Linked DNA regions of Mus musculus: region 1 is linked to region 2. The links are chromatin loops, found by intact Hi-C in ENCODE. Cell type or tissue: heart. All regions are shown on one strand. Links, peaks and the distances in the headings refer to the core of each region. The heading gives the core; the rest is flanking DNA. Region 1 holds the start of Acad10 (acyl-Coenzyme A dehydrogenase family, member 10). Region 2 holds the start of Atxn2 (ataxin 2).

Region 1 (9,940 bases), core at 811-8,810, 55 kb after region 2:
ATACACACACACACACATCTTTTAAAAAAAAAAAGGCCAATGTAATTGTATTTCTTTTTTTTTTTAAGATTTTATGTATTTATTTATTATATGTAAGTACACTGTCGCTGTCTTCAGACACTCCAGAAGAGGGAGTCAGATTTCGTTACGGATAGTTGTGAGCCACCATGTGGTTGCTGGGATTTGAACTCCGGACCTTCGGAAGAGCAGTCGGGTGCTCTTACCCACTGAGCCATCTCACCAGCCCGTAATTGTATTTCTAATAGCCTTGGGGCTACAACCTCGCCAACCACACCCTAGGAGCCATATCTGAATTTGAGGCATAAAACCCACAAAACTGGCATCGCAGTTTCTCTAGCCGTCTGCAGCAGAGAGGTGTCTAGCATCTTAACTTTTACCTGCGCACTGAACTTGATCAGTACCATGTACTGATTCGGAGTAGAGTCCCTGATGATTTTCATTTGTTCAATTACATCATTGAATGGGGCAACAAACTTCATAAGGTCATGACTGGTCATGGTGGCAGGGACGGTGAGGACACACAGCATGGCACTGCGCCGAACGTCTTCTTTTAGGGAGGTCATCTTACTAAGAGGAAGACAATGAGACCGTCTTGAAAAGTCTGGAGAACAACAACCAAATGACTCTTTTGTCTGAGAAAATGTAAAAAATAAAATGGCTAGTATTTTACAAATCAACTCAAATATTTAACTGGTGAATTTGCTTGAAACACACACTATGGGTACCTGGGTCCTTTTCCACGTGTCTGCAGTGCACTTTATGGCAAGCCCTAAATGTTCTACATTACCCCCACCAGAGTTTTCAATCTTAAAAAAAGGTATTGGATTAGTTCCTTGAGAATTTCACACAATGTATTTTGCTTGTATTCACCTCACACAGCACCTCTCCAGAATTATTAATCTTGATTTAATCAGTTATTAATTTAGACTACTACACTCAGTGTTTTATTCTTTTCAAAAGGTATTTATTTTTATGGGTATGAGTGTGCCTACACATATGTCTGTGCACCACACGCAGGCCTGGTGCTTAGAAGAAAAGGCATGGACCCCTGAAACTAGAGTTAAAGATGGTTGTGAGCCACCTTGTGGGTGCTGGAAAATGAACCCAGGTCCTCTGCAAGAGCAGCCAGTGCTCTTAACCTCTGAGCCATGTCTCCAGTCCCATGTTTAACTGAGGCACAGTGCAACTTTGACGTTTGTCTTAAGAGCTCCAGAAGAAGAGTGAGCGCAAGTCTATGCAACAATTCTAACCTCCGACAATGGGACTGAGATTAGAAAAAGTACTGTTGGTCTGAACAGCTTTGAGGGAGGGAGAGTGCAATTTGCTTTTGATATGCTGAAAACAGACGTGATGGCTGGGATCCAAAACGGCTACCTGAGGACTGGCTGCTTCCCAGCTTCCCTGGAGGGACATGGCAGGCAAGTTAGGGCAAAGACAGTTGTTGAGACATCAACAAATTATTGTATTGAGAGCTGAAGACCCAGCTGGTGGGTTATCTGTCTAAGTGCCTCCTTTCCTTGGGCTTCCAGAAGAAAGCTTTTTCGAGACAGGGTTTCTCTGTGTAGCCCTGGCTGTCCTGGAACTCACTCTGTAGACTAGGCTGGCCTCGAACTCAGAAATTCGCCTGCCTCTGCCTCCCAAGTGCTGGGATTAAAGGAGTGCGCCACCCCGCCTGGCTGCTTTTTCTTTTTTAAACAGAGGGAAAAAAATTGTAAAAGCCAGGCCTAATGGTGCACACCTTTACAGACCTTGTCTCAAACAAACAAACAAACAAACAAACCATCAAAAACCCTAAAACAAAATAAAGAAGTCACGAAAACAGGCATGTCAATTACTATCACCTGGCTCCTGCGGTTTAGTACAGACATAAGCACAAGGTGCTTTGACTCCTTTTGTTTTCAGTCCCCACCCCAATCAATACCCATGCCTAACGGTTAATAGATTATTTCCCAAGCATTTCTGACGTGCATCTACATGTTTATTATTGAGTAAGGAGAGCTTTGGCCCAATCTACACTGTCAAACGCACAACACTCAGAACTCTGTAGTCCACAGTACCTAAGGGCAGTATGTTTGTTGTCAAAGCTTTAGCCTTTGACCTCATTTCGGGCACAGAGTTTTCTCCCTACTCAAAGCAAAAATCAGAGCAGTCTGAAGGAAGCGAGCTGGGCTTACTTTGTCTTGTACAGGTGCATAATGCCGTGGACTATTTCAACAGAAGGGTTGCCACTGAAGAAGGAAATCTGGTCTGGGAGCTGTTTGGATGGAGACTCTGGGGCTGTGTTCACAGACTCACTCTGTTCTCTACTTCTCTGTGCAGAGACAGGGGCTGCTGAAGGCTTCTTTTCTTCCACTGTGTCTCTCACTTCATCTTACAAAGTGAAAATTAGCAGATCACAAACAGCTGGAAATAAGCCTAAGGAGCCTAAGAAAGTTAGAATTTCAAGTGCAAGGGAAATTGTGACAGAGAAACTACAACATTGCATTAAGAACCACATCCCTGCTGGTTATGATGGCTCACGCCTGTAATCCCAGCACCAGGAGGCTGAAGCAGGAAAGCTGCAGATGTAAGAGACCCTGTCACAAAACCCAACAAACCATACTGTTGAACTGTTCGGTTTGGGAGTCTCTCAAGAACATGTACAGCTCTCTTTGCGTAAAAACATCTCCTCATACCCTTGTAAAAAAATCTCTTAACAATGGGGGTGTGGGTGTGGGTGGGAGGGCAATATTTGGAATGTAAATAAATAAAATTTAATAATAATAATAAATCCCTTAACACTCTCAAAACCCAACAGAAGCTCCTCCCACATCCAGCAGCACCCCAACACAAGCAGGCAACATTCACCACTGGCTCCTCGGTGACAAGTCAGGGCTCTCTGAAAACTGAACCTTCCAGTTGTGACCACACCTATGCTATAGATGCAGAAAGCATCCACTTCCTCAGCTGTGTAGGCCGGTAGGGCAGGGACGGGGCAGCAGGCTTCCCCGGGAACTGCTCCACTGGAGCAGAGTTAGTAGTTATAAGCATTCCCACCAGAGGGAAGAGCCCACTTTGTGACAACCAATCTAGTTTCTCCTGTATTACTCTCTTAAAACAGGGTCTTGGGGTATGTTTCCAAACTCCAGGGTTTACATAACCCTTTCAAAAAAGACAATGAAATATGCTTCACAAATCACATAAAGAACACAAGTGCTGGGGGGAAAAAGCATGCTGGAACTATACCTCAGTTGGGAGAGCGCTAGCCTTACATGTATGAAGCCCTGGGTCTGTGCCCAGCAGGATGCAAACTGGACATACGGATGCATACACATGATCCCACCACTCAGGAGGTGAACGTAGCAAGATTACTTCAAGGCCATACTCATTAACAAATGTACCCAGCCTCAGCTGCTCATCAACCGCAAAAAACACCAAACCAAACCAAACAAACAAAAACCAAAAAACAAAAACCAGCCAGGGGCTCAGAGTACTTGAGCGCGGCCAGGCTTCCTGTGGGCATACCTGCTCTGGCCTTCATGGTCTCAATAATCACATCCGTCATTTCCCGACGGCCAAGGTGCTGGTGGATGATGGCTGCTTTCTCCCCGGCTGACTTCCCTTCTAGACAGGCGACAGCGGAAGCCAATGTCTTCTTTTTGATCTCCTCATCAGACATCTCTCCAGCTGGAGAACACATGAAAGATTAATACCTAATGACAGAACAAATTCCTCTCACTTCTTGGCACATCAATCAATAGCTTTCCTGCTCCTCTATGGCGTGTCCCCCTGGATGAGGCTCTTTTCCAGTGTCTGCCTCTGTCCCTCTACTTATTAATGAATAAGCAGCATTTCAGAAACCCGGAGATGTGACCGAAATTCCTTAACATCAGTTCTGAGGCAGGCACCAGGCCTGTCCAGTACGGCACTCAACCCACACAACCAAGCACACAGTAGGAGTTCTCAGCACCCGATCCACACATCTAAGCACACAGTAGGTACTCTCCCCCTAGGCTTTACTGCATAAATGTCTCCAGGACTGGGCCAGGATGAAGTTACCTGTTTGTGCCTAGTGCCAACTTAACTGACTTTCAGATCTAGGGGTCACTTTGAGCTCTGGAATTTCGCTTGTAACCTTGAAATAAATCAAGTCACTGGAGTCTCAAAGACCAAGAAAGACCACAACACACTCTTCTACTGCAGCTCCAAAGAATGGACCCACAGAGTGTCCAGGATGCCATCCTTCCGAGAACGAGCGCCAGCCCAGCTCTCCAAACTAAGTGTCCGTTTCTCTTTTCCATCAACTTGGGACATTTAGTCCGTATGGCACATATCAGACCAAGTCTGATTCAGGGCATGACAAAACTCTTGACAGATACCAAGCAATCGCCCTCCCACACACACCTTTTTCTCGTCGGTCTTTTGAGACAGGTTTCCGCCCCCCCCCCCCAACCCTGCCTGGCTTCTGGTTGCCTGTCCTCCTGCCTTCACTTCAGGATCCTCAATGCTATCAGGTAAGGTTGTGACGATCACGGGAAGAGCCGAAGCTGCATGACCCACTAAGGAAGTCTGTGGCCGGTGGTGAAGACGTCAGCCTCTCGGTCCCCGGCTGGGCTAAAACTCGCGTTTCCAGCCACTCACACCTAACTTTGGGCAAATCCTTTCCCCACCGGTCTGTCTGACTGCCAGCTTGGGAAAGGCGCACAGCATCGCCCCCGCGCCCTGGGCCGCGCTTTCTCGCAGCGAGGGCGACGTCGAGCAGAGGCGCCCGGCAAGTCCGGGGGCCGGTGGAGCGAGGGCTGCCGACCCTCCGGCCCGGCGCGAGGCCGCCGACTCACCGGCGGCGCTGAAGCCGAAGTCGGTGGGGACCGGCGAGTGACCCGCGAGCTCCAGTCGGATGACCACCAGTGACACACTCATAGGACAGGCGCTGCTCGGCGTGGGCCCCGGTGGGCTGACGGAAGGCTGCGGCCCGAGCCCAGAGGCCGAGCGGCCCGCGGTCGGCAGCGCCGCCACCGCCTCAGAAGCCGCGGCCGCCGCCTCAGCAGCGGCAGCCCCCGTCGCGCGCAGCCTGCCGAGCCACAACAACCTCCGCTTCCGCCTGTCGGCCGCCGTCTCTGACCCGCCGGGTCGCGCACGCGCACGCGGAAAGGGGCGAGGCCCCGGGCGCGCATGCGCTTTCGACAGCTGCTTCTGCCCCCTTGGCTGACCGTCTGGACAGGGTCCGAGGAGCGTGCGCAGAGCACGCAAAGACGCCTGGCTCCTATTTTGCGTTTGACCCCTCTCTACGTTTGTCCTCCTTAGTTTTCCCGCAGGGCTCACCGAGAGTCTATGGGTCCGCAGAGACTCTGAGGCTTCCTGGGTCTTCGACCTCAGGGTTGTAACTTTCTGCAGGTATGGCGAGGGGCTGGCTAGGAGCGCAATGACTTCACAGATAATCCACTGAGAGCCGGGCACTGCGGGGCTGCGTGGGATGATTATTTTTGCGGACACAGAAAACAGCCCCAGACAGGACAAGCTTCAGCACTCGTGCGATCCTGAGCTAGTTATTGCATAACCACTCGGTTGTGTGATACAAAACGCTGTGTAAGAGACAGGGATACGCTGGGAAGCCTATAGGTCATGGTTAAATTTGGTTTTGTGGTTTGGATGTGTTTGGTTTTGTTTTATTTTTTGTTTGTTTTTGTTGTTTTCTTCTCCAAGTCAGAGTTGCTCCAAGTACGCCTAGCTGTCCTAGAACTCACTCTGTAGACCAGGCTGTCCTCGAACTCAGAGATCTGCCTGCCTAAGCCTCTGGAGTTGTGGGATACAGCCCTGCCCTACCACCGTCTGGCCATTGTTTAGTTGTTTTGAGGTTTTGAGTTGTTCTGAGACAAGGTCTTGAGTAGCCCAAGATACTGAGAACCCTATATATTGGAGAAAAGATAATCTATGTTCTCTACGTATTGGAATCAGATGTCCTTGAACTTCTGACCCTCCTGCCTTTTCCACCTCATCAGTGCCAGGGTTACTTCCAGGCTTCTGCTGAAGGCTTTGTGCTTCACAAGATGGCAGGATAGAACTAACTCAAGATTGTCCTCTGTGCAGGTGCTATAGTGAGCACACACACTGAGGAATGCACTTAAGGGTTAGAATGCTTTAGGTATAGGCTCTGGGTTCAGTGTCTAAAATACACACACACATACACACGATATAATCGAAACAATGTTCAGGACACACACACACATAAGAGAAAGAAAGAAGGAAAGAAAGAAAGGAAGGAGAAAAGAAAGAAAGAAAGGGAGAAAGAAAGGAAGAAAGGCCAGGTAAGATTAGTGCATATATGGAGAAAAAATATGACATGTCAGGAAGGACAATATTGTGTACATGCTATAGTGTAAGAGGTCTGGGAGAGGCCATGGATACAAATGGTACCTGTAACAGGAACATACAATATATAGAGGTGTTTATACTATTTTCTATGTAATATGTCTTAAAGCCTTTTAATGCCAAGATTTCCCAACTTCTGCTCAACTTTCACTTTCTATAACCCTTTTGGGGTGCGTGTATGTGTGTCTGTGAACCATAGACCTCAGTGGTACTGTCACCTGGTGGTGACCACCAAAAAAAGCATAGATATCACCAAATCATACCCCTCATGGGGAAAAATGGGCATATATGAAAGTGGACAAGCCATCCACAGAGTGTAGATCATCTGACTGTGTCAGACACTAGTTTATGGTGCTGAGATTGACCTAGAGTCTTCATCGTGCTAAGAACAAGCCATTCTGCTGAGGCACACCCCCAAGTCACGTGTTAGGTAACCCTAAATAGTGTGACACACACTAACTTGATAGCTCTACATTCTTTACCTTAGGCAATGGTTACCCCCCCCCCCCACCTTTGCAATAGGTACTGAAATTATCCCCATTTTACAGAGGAGGAAGCTGTGGCTCAGAGAGGGTAACATACATAGGACCTCACTGTCAATGGATAGCAGAGTCACGCTTGGAAACCAGTCAAACACAAGATCTGTTATGTCTTTACTACACCATGTCTGTAATATAAAACTATACACCATGTAGATGTTTATGAAATATGATCGAGGCAGGAAGCCTACATTAGTCTAACCTCATTCTGATTGACAAGGAGAAAACAAAGATGCTCTGTGGTATAGAAGATGCCAGTCCCAGGAAACTAGCATTGCTAACCAGGAGGGGACAAGGAGTCACAGCTCTTCCTGGATGTCAGCCACTCAAACATGGCTCTTCCCTCCCTGCACCCTCTCTCCCTTTTCTTGCTGGCTAGCCTGGGCTAGCTTGGACATTCAAGGCTGCCCTGCCTCTGCCTCTCATGTGCTAGGGATACAGCCATGCATCCTCAGGACTCCATGCTATTTTCTGATCTATCCAGTTTCTCATCCTTCAGGTCATCTAGCCTGAGGTGCTGTTCTGATTCTAGCACCGAGCCCCAAGAGATGGCTGTCTAAAAGACAACACAATCCTTGTCTTGTGGGGCTTACCATAGAAGCAGTTAGGAGAACAGTTAGTGTTTGTAGAGGTTAAATACTCCACTACAGTTATGAAAAAGGGCCATTGGGGGTGGGAGCCCACCACAAAACTGCCACAGTCAGCAATGGGGAAAAGAAATAAAATCTACAGAGAAGAGGGCAAGGCTGATGTGTAACAGCGAGTAGAAATTCACCAGCCAGGTGAAGCAGGGGAACAGCTCTGGTCTGGTGGCACAGCAGGTGCCAAGGCCTGGAGAGAAGGGGGACAGACAGAGAGTGCTTACCTAGTGTGCACAAAGGCCAGATTCCCCAGGGATACACAACACAGAAGTGGCAGCATAAGCCTGTAACCTCTGCCTCCGCATCAGGGTGTTGTCCTTCATAGACTTTGGCCTCGGCATGGAAAGACGAAAATTGAGAGAGGCTCATGAGTCTGGAGTTTGGGGTTTGTTTTGTTTTGTTTTAAGTACAAAACGCAGCCAAATTTTGATGAATCGGTACATCTTGAGATTTTCATGGTTTACTATTTGATCTTTTGTTAGCTGGGCACAGCGGTCCATATGTCCCTCCCATGCCAGCTATGTAAGGAGACTAAGGCAGGAGGATTGCCTGGACCCAAGCACCTGAGACAGCTTGGGCTACAGAGCAAGATTTTTTTTTTCTCAAGAATAAAAGAGAAAAAAGACGAAAAGTTCCCGTTTTAGGCCTTGGTTTTGTTTGCTAGTCAGTTTCTGTGTCTATTCAGACTTTGTTTCTGTGTCTGAGATAGGGTCTCATGTAGCCCAGGCTGGCTCAGAGACACTGAGACCCCCCCCCCCGCCCCCGCCTCTGTCTCCCTGGTGCTGAGATTATAGGTGTGGCCCTGCAAGCCCCCCCCCAAAAAGCCTACTTTCTGATAGTTGAATAAGAGGGCCTCCAGATTTAGGAATCCGGACCACTTGGTGTTCTAGTGATGGGGTCCAGAGACAGTTTACCTCTCAGGGCTCTGGACCCAGTCAGTGGATCGATCCCACAACAGATTTGTATTGAGATATCTTTGTTGGGAGCTGTTGCATCCTGAGAGGTTCGGACCAGCTAGAGGAAGCAAGTCACTAGTGTGTGCCCTGGAGTCCTGCCCTGGCCGTTTCCTATGTTCCCTCTCTGCTTCCTGCTTGGCCCTGAAGTACAAACCTCGTTTCTGTCATGATGCTCTGGCCAAGTGCATGGAGCTGCGTGCACAGCCACGAAATAAGCTCTCTGAAACTGTGCCCCAGAACAAATCCTTCCCTTGTGCTACTCTGTCAGGGAGTGGGTCAGCAATGAAAAAGGTTACTAACACACAGGTTCTTTAAGTTTTCCAGGTCAGCTACTATCTCCTGCAGTTGGACTATCACACACTGTTTCCAATGAAGGTTTTAAATGGGGATAAGACAGGCTGGTGGTGCAGGACTTTAATCCTAGCACTTGGAAGGCAGAGGCAGGTTGACCTCTGAGTTTGAGACCAGCCTGGTCTACGGGGTGAGTTCCAAGACAGCCAGGGCTACATGGATAAACTCTGTGTCAAAAACAAAACAAAAACAAGCTAACCATGAAAACAAAATGGGGTTAAGATGTGGTCACATCTGCGGCTTTGAAGGATTTCTCTGGCTGATGAGGGAGGAAGGAGGAAGGAGCAGGGAGCCACCAGGGTCCTGAAGAGACATCTGCAGTGAGAGAAGAAGGCAGGAGATTGGGGTCTCAGGAGCGAGCACAGACAGGGCTGAGGCAGGTGAGTTGGGACAAGGAAAGTCAGGGCTCAAACCCCCTTTTCAGTGGTGATAGCAGTTGAGGGTGAAGGCCCATGTGAACAGTCATTGAAGCCAGCTGTGGGTGGGGCTTGAGCATTGGTTGGACCTCAGCCGGGAGCTGTGGGTGACACCCAGCTCAGGGATACCCTACCCTAACCTAACCCTAACCCTGGACAGAAGCCGTGCCTCAGGCTGCCCTGAACCTTCTCCCCACACAGCCTCCATCTCACCATGTTGGTAAGAAGACTTTTCCAGCCTTCCACTCTGCACTGGGCATGGAGGACCACGGCCCTGAACCATCCCCTGGGCAGGCATCAGGGAGGCCTCCGCTGGACACATTCTGGAGGCCGAAGCTACAGAGCAGTCATTTTTGACACGGGCGGAGTTCTCGTGCCTTCTCCAGGGACAGTGGCTGTGGGTAAGCTCCTTATTCTTCTTAACTCTTAGGAAGTAGGAGTGGGAAAATGGAGACAGATAGGCCTGAGGGTCAAATTCTAAGCCCCACTTAAGGGCAGTGTTTGAGGCAAATTATTCAGCTGCCCAGAGTCAGGTTTGCTTGTCAGTAAATTAGGCTAATAATAGATCCTCCCTCCTGGGTTTTGGGGGAAGAGTTAAAGGAAATGACTTATGCAAATCGGGTAGATCAATTGTTAGCAGGCATGAAGCCCTGGGTTCAGTCCTTAGC
Region 2 (9,940 bases), core at 760-8,759:
ACCAACATGCCTGTCAATATTTTGCTTTTCTGGAAGTAACCTAAAAGTTCCAATTATAAGGCAAAAAAACAACCCCATCTATAAATAAGTGAATACTCAGCTTACTTATCTCATAAATAAATTTGTTCTGCCTCCAGGACAGTGTTCATCTCTATCACAGACTGTGTCATATATATATATATATATATATATATATATATTATATACCATATTTCACATGTCTATTTTTCCAAACATTTCTCAGACATAGCATATATACAACTACAGGATCTCAATTGTTTTAAACAGGAAGGCAGCTTTTGGCACAAGCACCTATAGAACTAAATGTGTGCTTCAAGAAACACATACACACACACCCCTCATGAAGAAGTGCAGCACACTATTCAAAAGTATGAGGCTCTCTTCCCACTTAAGAGCATTTAGGTATGATGGCTCCTGCTATATCCCAATAGTCAGGAAACTAAAGTAGGAGAACCACAGATTCTAGACAAGCCTTGGCAAAGGCCTTGTCCCTAAATAAATAATCACATTTTCCATCATGTGGCACTAGTTTTAAGGTATGGATTCAAAAGTGTCCTTATTGTTCTAGGCTTCACCAACAACTCCAAGCTTCCTACCCATCGATGGGCAGTTTCCTGAAAGCACACTCTGTGTCTGACAACTAAGAAAGCAGAGGCAAGCGAGTAGCACGGGGCTTGTCACTCAGGGTCACAATCCAAAACAGGCAACTGCACCCCTTACAGTGATGGCCCCCCAACACCCATTCCAAACACACAAGCACTCTTATCACTGCTCATTCCCTCACCCCACCCCACCTTTCCAAGACAGGGTCTAGCTATGCAGCCCTAGCTGGCTGGGAATTCACTATGTACACCAGGCTGTCCTCAAACTCACTCACCCATGTATTTTTAATTTTTTTTCAAGGCAACTTCAAATCAATGTTGCTGTTTGTTTTTCTTTCTTGACAGAAGGTAGTATTCAATCTAGGGCCTCTTGAATACTAGGCAAACCCTCTACCACTGAGCTACATCCCTCCCCCATGCATTTCCAATTCAAAAACTCCAGCAGCAGGTTAGCCTAATAAATTCCATTTACATCTCCACTGAAGCTGTCACCATCACTTCAAATAACTATAAAAATAGACTTTTGTACCCGCTCAACACTATATAATACTAAAAGCAATTTCGACCTAGCCAAAATAGAACATTACAATTCAAGGGAAAAGTCTCTAAAGACAGTGCGTGTGCATGCACCCAGCGCTATACTAGAATGAAGTTCCAATACAGATGAAGCTGGTTAGAACAAAAAGAATGAGATGTTCTTTAATCTGCATCATGTGGCTCTTAATCAGGATGGTAAGTTCCCAAACCCTGTGTAAAACTGCAACTGTTTAATTAGAGAAACAAAAACCCCAAGTTCACATTTAGACAAAGCAAGACCACCATGCCTGATCCCATAACTGTCTCTATTGCTAGACTTTAGCATGCAGAACTCAAAGCAGCCCCAACATTGTTTCTTTCAAACACAGGTAACTAATTTCCACATATTTGGATAAACCCAGTAAAATATATACATCCAAAAGAACAGCAAAAACATGTCTCTTTACTTTAGTAGTTTATCTGTAATGATCTAAGTATTAATTTCTGCTAACTTCAGATTGGCATAATCAAACAACTATTAATATCACTTCAAAAGATGACAAAATGAGCCAGTTTTAACTTTATGAACTGCAACCAAGATTTAAGGCTGGAGGACCTGACCCTCCACTGTTACCTCTTCAAGGAGGCTCCGCTAATCCACTTAAATTTGCATCCATCACTTCCTCAAACTCTCCAGCCCTTAATCTGCTTCCTCTAATCCCAGGCCACTGGTGCACTGTCTAAGGCTGCCTGCCTCTCGGTCAAGGCAAAATAGGTGTGGTGTCCACACCCGAAATCCCCAGAAGACAGGGATGACACAGGACAGTCGGGGCCACACATGGCGCTAACTTCAAGGCTCAAAAGAGGAATGTAAACTCCAGGAGAGGAAATATTTTTGGTTTAGTCATTAGTACATGGAAAGAACTCAACACTGCCTTACAGACAGATACTCAACAATGTATGCTGTGTGGTGCTGTAAGCACTTGAGGGATATGAACTTATGGAGATATCTCTGACATTTAATGGAAGTGAGATGAACAATTTCTAAGATGCAATGACTTTAGAGATTAAAGCCATAAAAAAACTGAAAAAACAAAACTGAGAAATCAGAGAACATTCTTTGTGTTTTGGTGGGGGGTTTTTTGTTTTGTTTTTCCAAGATGAGGTTTCTCTGTGTAGCCCTGGCTGTCCTGGAACTCTGTAGACCAGGCTGGCCGTGAACTCAGAGATCCACCTGCCTCTGCCTCCTAAATGCTGGGATTAAAGCAGAGAAAGTTCTTAAAAAGTGAGAGGGTTGGTAAGAAGGCTTAAAGAGAAAGGCATTTGCCCCCGGTCTGGCATCTGGCAGGTAACCTGGATTCCATCTCGCTGGCCCACAACCAGCTCCTCCAAGTTGTCCTGGGATCTTCAATCACACAACTGTGAAATTTACCAACACACACACACACATTCATGTATTCTCTCTCTCTCTCTCAAAATGTAATTTATTTTGTATTTTATGTATGCTGGTGTCTTGCCTGCATGTGTAAGGGAGTCAGATCCCTGGAACAGGAGTTACAGACAGTTGCGAGCTGTCTTGTAGGTGCTTGGAGCTTAACCCCAGTCCACTGGAAGAGTGGCCAGTGCTCTTAACCACTAAACCATTTCTCCAGGCCCTGCAAATGTAATTTTAAAGAAAAAAAAAAGGTGTTTAAAGTGTGAAGTGTAGAGGATGGTGGTACACACCTGAAATCCCAAATGTGCTTGTGAGCCAGCCTAGGCTACATTTTTTTTTTTTAAAGTAAGTGTGGGAGCCTGCCATGGTGCCTGAGGCAGGGGCAAGAAGATGCATGCTTCAAGGAGTTCCAGGCAAGCCAGGCAATGGTGGCCCATGCCTCTAATCCCAGCACTCAGGTCTATCTCTTAGAGATCAGCCTAGACTGCAAAGCAAGTTCCAGGACAGCAGGGCTATTACACAAAGAAACCCTGTCAAAAACAACAACAACAACTAAAAATCCAAAACTAACCCAGGCTTGAGAGTGCACCTGAGAAGGCAGAGACAGGTAGATCTCTCTGAATTAGGAGACCAGCCGGGACTACACAGTGACTTTCAGGATTGTCACAATTGTGTAAGAGACCCTGTCTGAAAAAGAATACAAAAACAAAAACAAAAGCTACAAGTCACACTTGAGAGCTGACTCCTTCCTTACAAATGCTTACCTATCCCAGAAGACGACACAGGTTCAGTCCACAGTACCCACATGGCAGCTCACAACTGCCTCCATCTCCAACTCAGTGCCCTGGTCTGGTTTTCCTCAGGGCTCCTGCACACATGTGGTACACAACCACACAAGCTCACATATACACACATAAATTTTAAAAAGTAAATTTAAAAAAATGTCTAAGCCTATAAGCCAGGAGTGACAGATACAAGCCTTTAAGCCCAAGGCTACAAATTTGTCTCAAAACAAAGAAAGCAAACAAAATTTTGAGCAGCCTGGTCTACAAAGTAGATGCTGCCCCTCGAACCACTAAACCCAATAAAGAGGAAAGGAAGGCAGGGATATGAATTAACCCATGATGACTCCCAGTGCAGTCACTAACTAGGAGCTGAGGATGTAGCTACAACGTGTGCCTAGCATGCAGACAAGCTCTGAATGACCACCCCAACACTGCATAAAGTAGGCAGGTGCACACTTACAATCCCAACAGTTGGGAGGGGGTTGGGCAGGCACACCAAAGTTTCAAGGACAAGAACAATCGGATACAAAAGATCTGAACTCAAAAAATAAAGGCATGGTTGTGGACAGGTAGCTCAGCAGTTAAGAGCACTGGCCGCTCTTGCAGAGGACCTGGGCTCAGTTCCCAGCATCCACACAGTGGCCCAATGACCGTCCATAACTACAGCTCTAGGGCATCTGGCCTCCTCTTCTGACCTCCACAGGCACCAGACAGACAAGAGGTATGCATAAACAAATTAAACTTGTTTTTCCAAGACAGGGTTTCTCTGCGTAGCCCTGGCTGCTCGGTACAGCAGCAGACTGCCTGTCTGCCTCCCCGGTGTTAGGATCAAAGGTGTACACCACCTCTGAACAGTACATGTGTAGCCCAGGCTGGCCTGTAACTCATGATCCTCCTGCCTCAACCTCCTTCAGTTAATCCTACCACCATGCTTCACCACAAGCTAACTTTTTTTTTCAAAAGTGATCATAAACTAACAGCTAATAACACAAATAAAAAAGGATTAACAATTTTTTAACAGCCAGAAAGTTTTAGAACAGTTCCTTCAGAAACCATGGATCTGCACTGGCATTATACACTACAGACCCCCAAACATCTTCATACACAGTCTCAGTGCAAGCTCATGTAAAATTCAAATACAAGGGCTGAAGAGGTTAAGAGCACTTGTTGTAAGTCTACTCCCTATATAGACCAGGCTGGCCTCAAGTTCCAAAGATTCACTTGCCCCATCTCTTGGGCTGGGATGAAAGGCATGTGGCACCAAGCCCGGCATGGCTGCTCTTGCAGAGGAACCTAGCACCTACATGGTGGCCTCACAACTATCCCTAACTCCATCCCAGGGGATCCAGAGCCCACTCCTGGTCTCTGTGGGCATCAGTAAAGTATGAAGACACTTACAAACATGCACACAAAACATCCATACACATAAAAAACAATCCTGGAAAACTTCAAAGAGACATAATCAAGAGGGACAGGATGAATGGCTCAGGGTTAGAAAGGCTGGCTGCTCTTGCAGAGGACCACATGGTGTTCACTGCAGTCTGTCACTGCAGTTCTAGGGAATAAAGGGCCCTCTTCTTCTGGTCTCTGTGGACCCTGGGCACACATACCATACAAACGGGCAAAGCACTTATACATACAAAAATAAATCTTTAAAAGTAGAAACGACCAGGAAACGTATCCATGAAAGCACATGCCTTGTTGAATGCAACATCCCCAAGAGCATCCAACAAGTCCACAGAGCCCATCCCCCAAAGAGCTGCCTTCTTGGCTCCAGAACCCACTGAGTCTTCTGAGAAATAGCATGGCACAGCTTGTGAGAGCCATAAAACCTTAAGAGTCCTTGACCTAGTGAAACCACTCCTGGGCACTTTCTCTAGGGAAAAATTAAGATGAAACAAAAAGCTCCGAGTATGAAAAAGTTCACCATACCACCTCCACAAAACCAGGAACGTCAAGACCAAAGTCCGAGCCGGCAGGGAGAAACTTAGTTTAGCAGGTACACTACTGTTTAAAAAAAAAAAAAAAAAAAAAAACCCTCCCGATTAAAGGGGAAGCCTCGATCCCACAAGAGCACAGCCTCACAAAAGGTCAAAGTTAAGAGTAAGAAGTAGAATCTCCAGTGCAACTGTGTAACATTCTTTTTTTTTTTTTTAAGATTTATTTATTACATGTAAGTACACTGTAGCTGTCCTCAGATACTCCAGAAGAGGGCATCAGATTTCGTTACAGATGGTTGTGAACCACCATGTGGTTGCTGGGATTTGAACTCAGGACTGTCGAAAGAGCAGTCGGCGCTCTTAACCACTGAGCCATCTCGCCAGCCCGTAAGATTCTTAAAAAGTGATCACACACAGTTCTTTTCTAAGAAAGTGGCCTCTTGAGTGTTGACAAGAAAAAACTCTTCTCAAAAATCACAAAATTCCATTCACACAAAAATCAAGTCAGACCCAGGCTGCCTGAGTAGCAAAAGCAAGGCCCTGGGTTAGGCTCCAGGCTCTGGGCAGGCCCAGAAGTGAAAGACTGCTTTAGTGAGCTTCTAGGCTGGGAAGAACATTTTGCTATCTCAAACATGACGCCTTTTCTTTTTTAAGTTTATTTACTGTGGAGGAGGGGAACATGCCCTGGCAGGTGTGTAGAGGTCAGAGGACAGCTTGCAGCAGGAGTCAGTTGCTTCCTGCTGAGGTGGTGGTGGTGGTGGTGGTGGTGGTGGTGGTTGGTGGTATGGGAATCCCAGTTGATTGCCCTTACCCCCTGAAGCACCTCACCAACCCCAATGCTACACCTCCTTTCCTCAGTGCAGCCAGTCCTATTTTAAATCACACACACACAAAAGCAAAACTCTACAAGTTATAATGGATTTACAAGGAACCCACAGAGACAGTAATGAGAGAATGACATTAACCAAGGCTCTGTACAGAACAAACTCACACATTCTGAGTACCAGTATTGGACGAAAACTCTTAAAAAAAAAAAAACCTAGGCTTCAAGTGAAAGAACTTGAAGCAAGGAAGACTCGAAATGCCTTTCACTTTTGCAGCACCTCAACTGCAGAAAAAGATTGCTGGCACTCACACCCTGCTCACCTCCCTGTGGAGTCAACTCAGCTACCATCTAATGTTTAAGCCTAAAGAGAGCTGGTGAAGCCTAGGAACTTTAGCTTTAATTTGTATTTGAGTGAAAGTGACATACACGTCACTTTCTGATAACTAAAGAGAAAACATGAAAAAGCAAAGAAAAACAGGATGCATCCTTAAAGTTACATTTAAGTATCTTTTCGTTTTTCACTAAAAGTCAAGGACAGAAAAGAAACAACTTACAAAACCCTAACTTCACAGAGATGGGGAAATAAAATGATGGTTTAACTTGAACGAGGCAAGCTAAGCAGGGTTTGAAATGCCTCATGTTAGGGAAAATTGGGAGTGTGGAGGAATAAAGTAAAAAACATACTGTTCCCAGAAGAATTCCCTAAAACCTCGGCTCTGATTCACCCTAGGGGTTAACTTCTGCTGTAGAGGAACACTCTCTGGAAACGGACAGCAGGACAATGCGGCTAAGAAGAAAACTCCGTACAAGAAAAATCCCCTTGCCCACCTCCTAAGTCCTGGATGTCTATTTAAGGAGGAGGCTGCTCCAGGCCCTGCCAGCCAGGCCTAGGCCAGAGGGAGGCACAGTAGTGCCTGTAACACAGGGGCACAGGGGAAAAGGACTTGCATGCCCTTGGTAAGCTCTGGCGGCGGCGTTTCCCAAGTTAAGGACACCGGCCACAATGGAATGGAGTCTATTGGCATCTGCCTCTCCGTTTTAACACTAAGCATTTTCTTAGTTCGTGAAATACGAACTGACAAGCACCCCCACCACTCCCCACCCCCGCACGCACACACCCTCCAGAGTCCAGTCACACAGGACAGCACCCCAGCCTACCAACGAGATCGGGCCCAGGGAAGGGGAGAGGGGGACCAGGGCGCAAGCCAACACTCGGGAGTTGTTGCCTTCGGACCCGCACCAACTCCTCTGTTGCGGCGCCTCACCCCTAAAAATTGCAGGAACTGGGCCGGGGGGGGGGGGGGTTGGGAGGGAAAATGCGGTGCGTGTCCAGAGCCCGCGGCCAACCCACCTCAAGAGTCCGGCCCTCGCCCACCTCTATTCAAAGGCGCCTTCTGCTCCGCGGACGAGGAACAGCAATGCGGATCGGCCACCACCCGCGCGCAGGGGACCTTGCGGGGAAGGAGGGAGGCGGGCCTGGAGGGAGCCGGGCACTCCCACCCCTTCCCCAGTTGGGGGGGGGGAGGGGAAGAACGGCCCGCTGCGGGAACCCCGCCGCCCCAGATCTAAAGGGGGATGGGTGCGTTAGGCCGCTGGCACCCACCTCGCCTCCGTCGCCCACCTTCCCAGGGTCTGCGGGGCGGGGGATAGATATGCAGGACACCCGGCTTGACCCTACCTGGGGCGGCTGGGCCTCAATCTCCCCTCCTCCCTCCCGACTCCCCACCCGGCAAAGAGGCTCATTTCAGGAGAGGATCCCCCCACCCCCTGCGACCCGCACCCAGGCTCAGCCGCCCTTCTATCGGGGGGGGGGGCGCAGCAAGGGGGTGGGGCGGGATACCAATCGCCCCTGGCACACCCGGGAGGGGCAGGGGGCCGCCAGGGCCGTCCATCTTGGCCGTCTGGGGGGAGGGGACGCGATGGTGCGGGAGGCTGGACACGGCCCGAGAAGCCCGAAGGAATCTGCCGGCGCCTCCCGCCCCTCCGCGGGCCCCCCGGCACATCGCGAAGCCGGCCGGTCACGGGGCGCGAGGCGGGGGAGGGGACGAGCGGCGCGGGATCGGCCCGGCGCGGAGGGGGCTGGGGGAGCTGACACCCACCTGCCCAGGCCGGGACGCCCGCCGCCCGCGGCCGCCGAGGAAGACGCCACCGGCGCGGCCGGGGCCGGCACCACGGAAGCCGAGGTCACCGCGGCCGAGGCCGGCGCGGCGCCGGGCGACGAGAGCAGGCCGCCGCCGGGCTTGCGGCCAGTGGCGGGCGCGGGCGGCTGCGGCTGCGGCTTCAGCGACATGGTGAGCGGCCCATACACCGGCTCGCACGCCGGGCGGGGACAGCCGGGTGCCGGGCGCGCCGAGGAGGAGACGCCGGAGCGCGGCGGGGACGCGCGGACGCCGGGCGGGCAGGCGCGGGCCGGCGTGGCCGCGGGGGCCAGAGGCAGCAGGACAACGACGAAGGGGCGGGGAGGCCCGCAGACACCGAGCAGCCGCCGGGAGCCGGGCCGGGACGCGCCGTGGCCGTTGCTACCAAAACAGTCTGAGGCGCAGGGTGGCGAGCGCGGCCCGCGGGGAGGGGCGCCGGGGCCGCGCGGGGGAGGGCCGGCGGAGGGATACGCCACCGCGCCGCCCCGCCCGCCGCGCCGCGCCGTCCGCGGGAGCGAGCGCCGCGCGGCCCAGCCCGCCGGGCGGCGCGGCTCGGGGTCCCCCGCCGCGGGCCGCTGAGCGGCGGCGGTGGACGAACGCATGGGACCCGGGCTGGCGGACGCGGACGGGGTTGACGCGGGCCTGGAGGGCGCGGAGATGCGAAACAGACCCGGGGCGGGGGAGGTGTCGGGGGTGGGGGGGGGGACTCTTTACCGGAAGTCGGAAGGGTCAGGCGGAAGTCGAACGTGAGACGGCCCGGGGGGCCGATCAGGGACACGTGAGGAGCGGGGCGCAGCGCTGGGCCGCGTTCGCTCTCCCCGGGGTCGAACTAGGGCCGTGGAGGGGGCCAGGAGGGATCCGCCCTCGCCAAGGCGGGTCTGAACTTCGGGATCTGCTTCGGGGACGGGCGCCGTGAGCTGCTCGGGTGTCCTCGACCCCCTTGGAGGACCTTGATTTCACCCCACCCCCACCCCACCAAATCACAACTTAGAGGATGGCCTGCGGGCACCTTCGGGGCGGGGACCTGCAATCGGGGCCTGGCACACAGTAGGCCCCCAGGTGCCACTGCGTGCCGACTTGCCCTGCCAGCGTGGGGAAGCTTGCCGCCTCAGAAGCCACCGCCAGCTGCTTCACTTTGCCCCACTTTATTCACCCCGGCGAACTGTTGGGTCTCTGACCTTCATTTGAACCCTCTTTTTTTTTTTCCCCCTAGCTCGCTCGGACTTCTTAGTTCCTCCTTCAGGGGACCCGAAGGGAAATGGACCTGATTGGTAGTAGAACTGGGTGATGGGGTCTCCCTCGGTGAAGACTAAACAGACTTTCCCAAGAATGTCAACTTTAGACCTTGACCCCTTTTAAAAACTTTTACTTTAACTCGGGAAGGCCACCAAACACTGGTCCGTTTTTTTTTTTAAGGTGTTGTAATTAAATTGGAAACAAATGGTTAACTTTTTTCAAATGAGTTTAAATTGGTTTTTTTTTTTTTCTTTCTTTTCTAAGTGAAATTGCTTAAGAAGGTGATGGGCCGAGGGAAAAAAAAAAACCCTCAACCTATTAAAGTCATTCCAGTGAATTAAAGGCAGGCATGGTGTTCTTGCCTGTAGTACGAGCACTTGGGAAATGGAAGGAGGATTAGACAGTCAAGGTCATCTTCACCTTCATGAGGGAATTCTAGGC

Evidence for each region. Hi-C counts contacts between places; a loop is a spot of excess contacts. Peaks named below come from ENCODE experiments on the same cell type or tissue, not always from the same donor. Only the 100,000 strongest peaks of a DNase experiment are listed, where the experiment ranks them.
Region 1: a loop joins it to region 2, with 2.8 times the contacts of the local background. A loop is called at or near these places in 7 of 42 quality-filtered maps.

What each region holds. Positions count from the first base shown.
Region 1 is chr5:121,655,747-121,665,686 of GRCm38, reverse strand. It overlaps Acad10 (acyl-Coenzyme A dehydrogenase family, member 10), which reads left to right and starts at 5,177. Exons shown (of 21, transcript NM_028037.4): 1 at 5,177-5,394; 2 at 9,474-9,673. The coding sequence starts at 9,487. Brap (BRCA1 associated protein) reads right to left here and starts at 5,124. Exons shown (of 12, transcript NM_028227.3): 1 at 4,839-5,124; 2 at 3,526-3,687; 3 at 2,196-2,391; 4 at 399-588. The coding sequence starts at 4,920. In heart, for the core only: no CTCF peak of the experiment used is centred there; DNase peaks (open chromatin) are centred at 5,146 and 8,636; H3K4me3 peaks cover 2,208 bases; H3K27ac peaks cover 1,357 bases.
Region 2 is chr5:121,710,561-121,720,500 of GRCm38, reverse strand. Atxn2 (ataxin 2) reads right to left here and starts at 8,892. Exons shown (of 25, transcript NM_009125.2): 1 at 8,225-8,892. The coding sequence starts at 8,865. In heart, for the core only: CTCF peaks have their summits at 5,560 (motif pointing right) and 6,982; DNase peaks (open chromatin) are centred at 7,050, 7,690, 7,840 and 8,710; H3K4me3 peaks cover 3,059 bases; H3K27ac peaks cover 2,143 bases.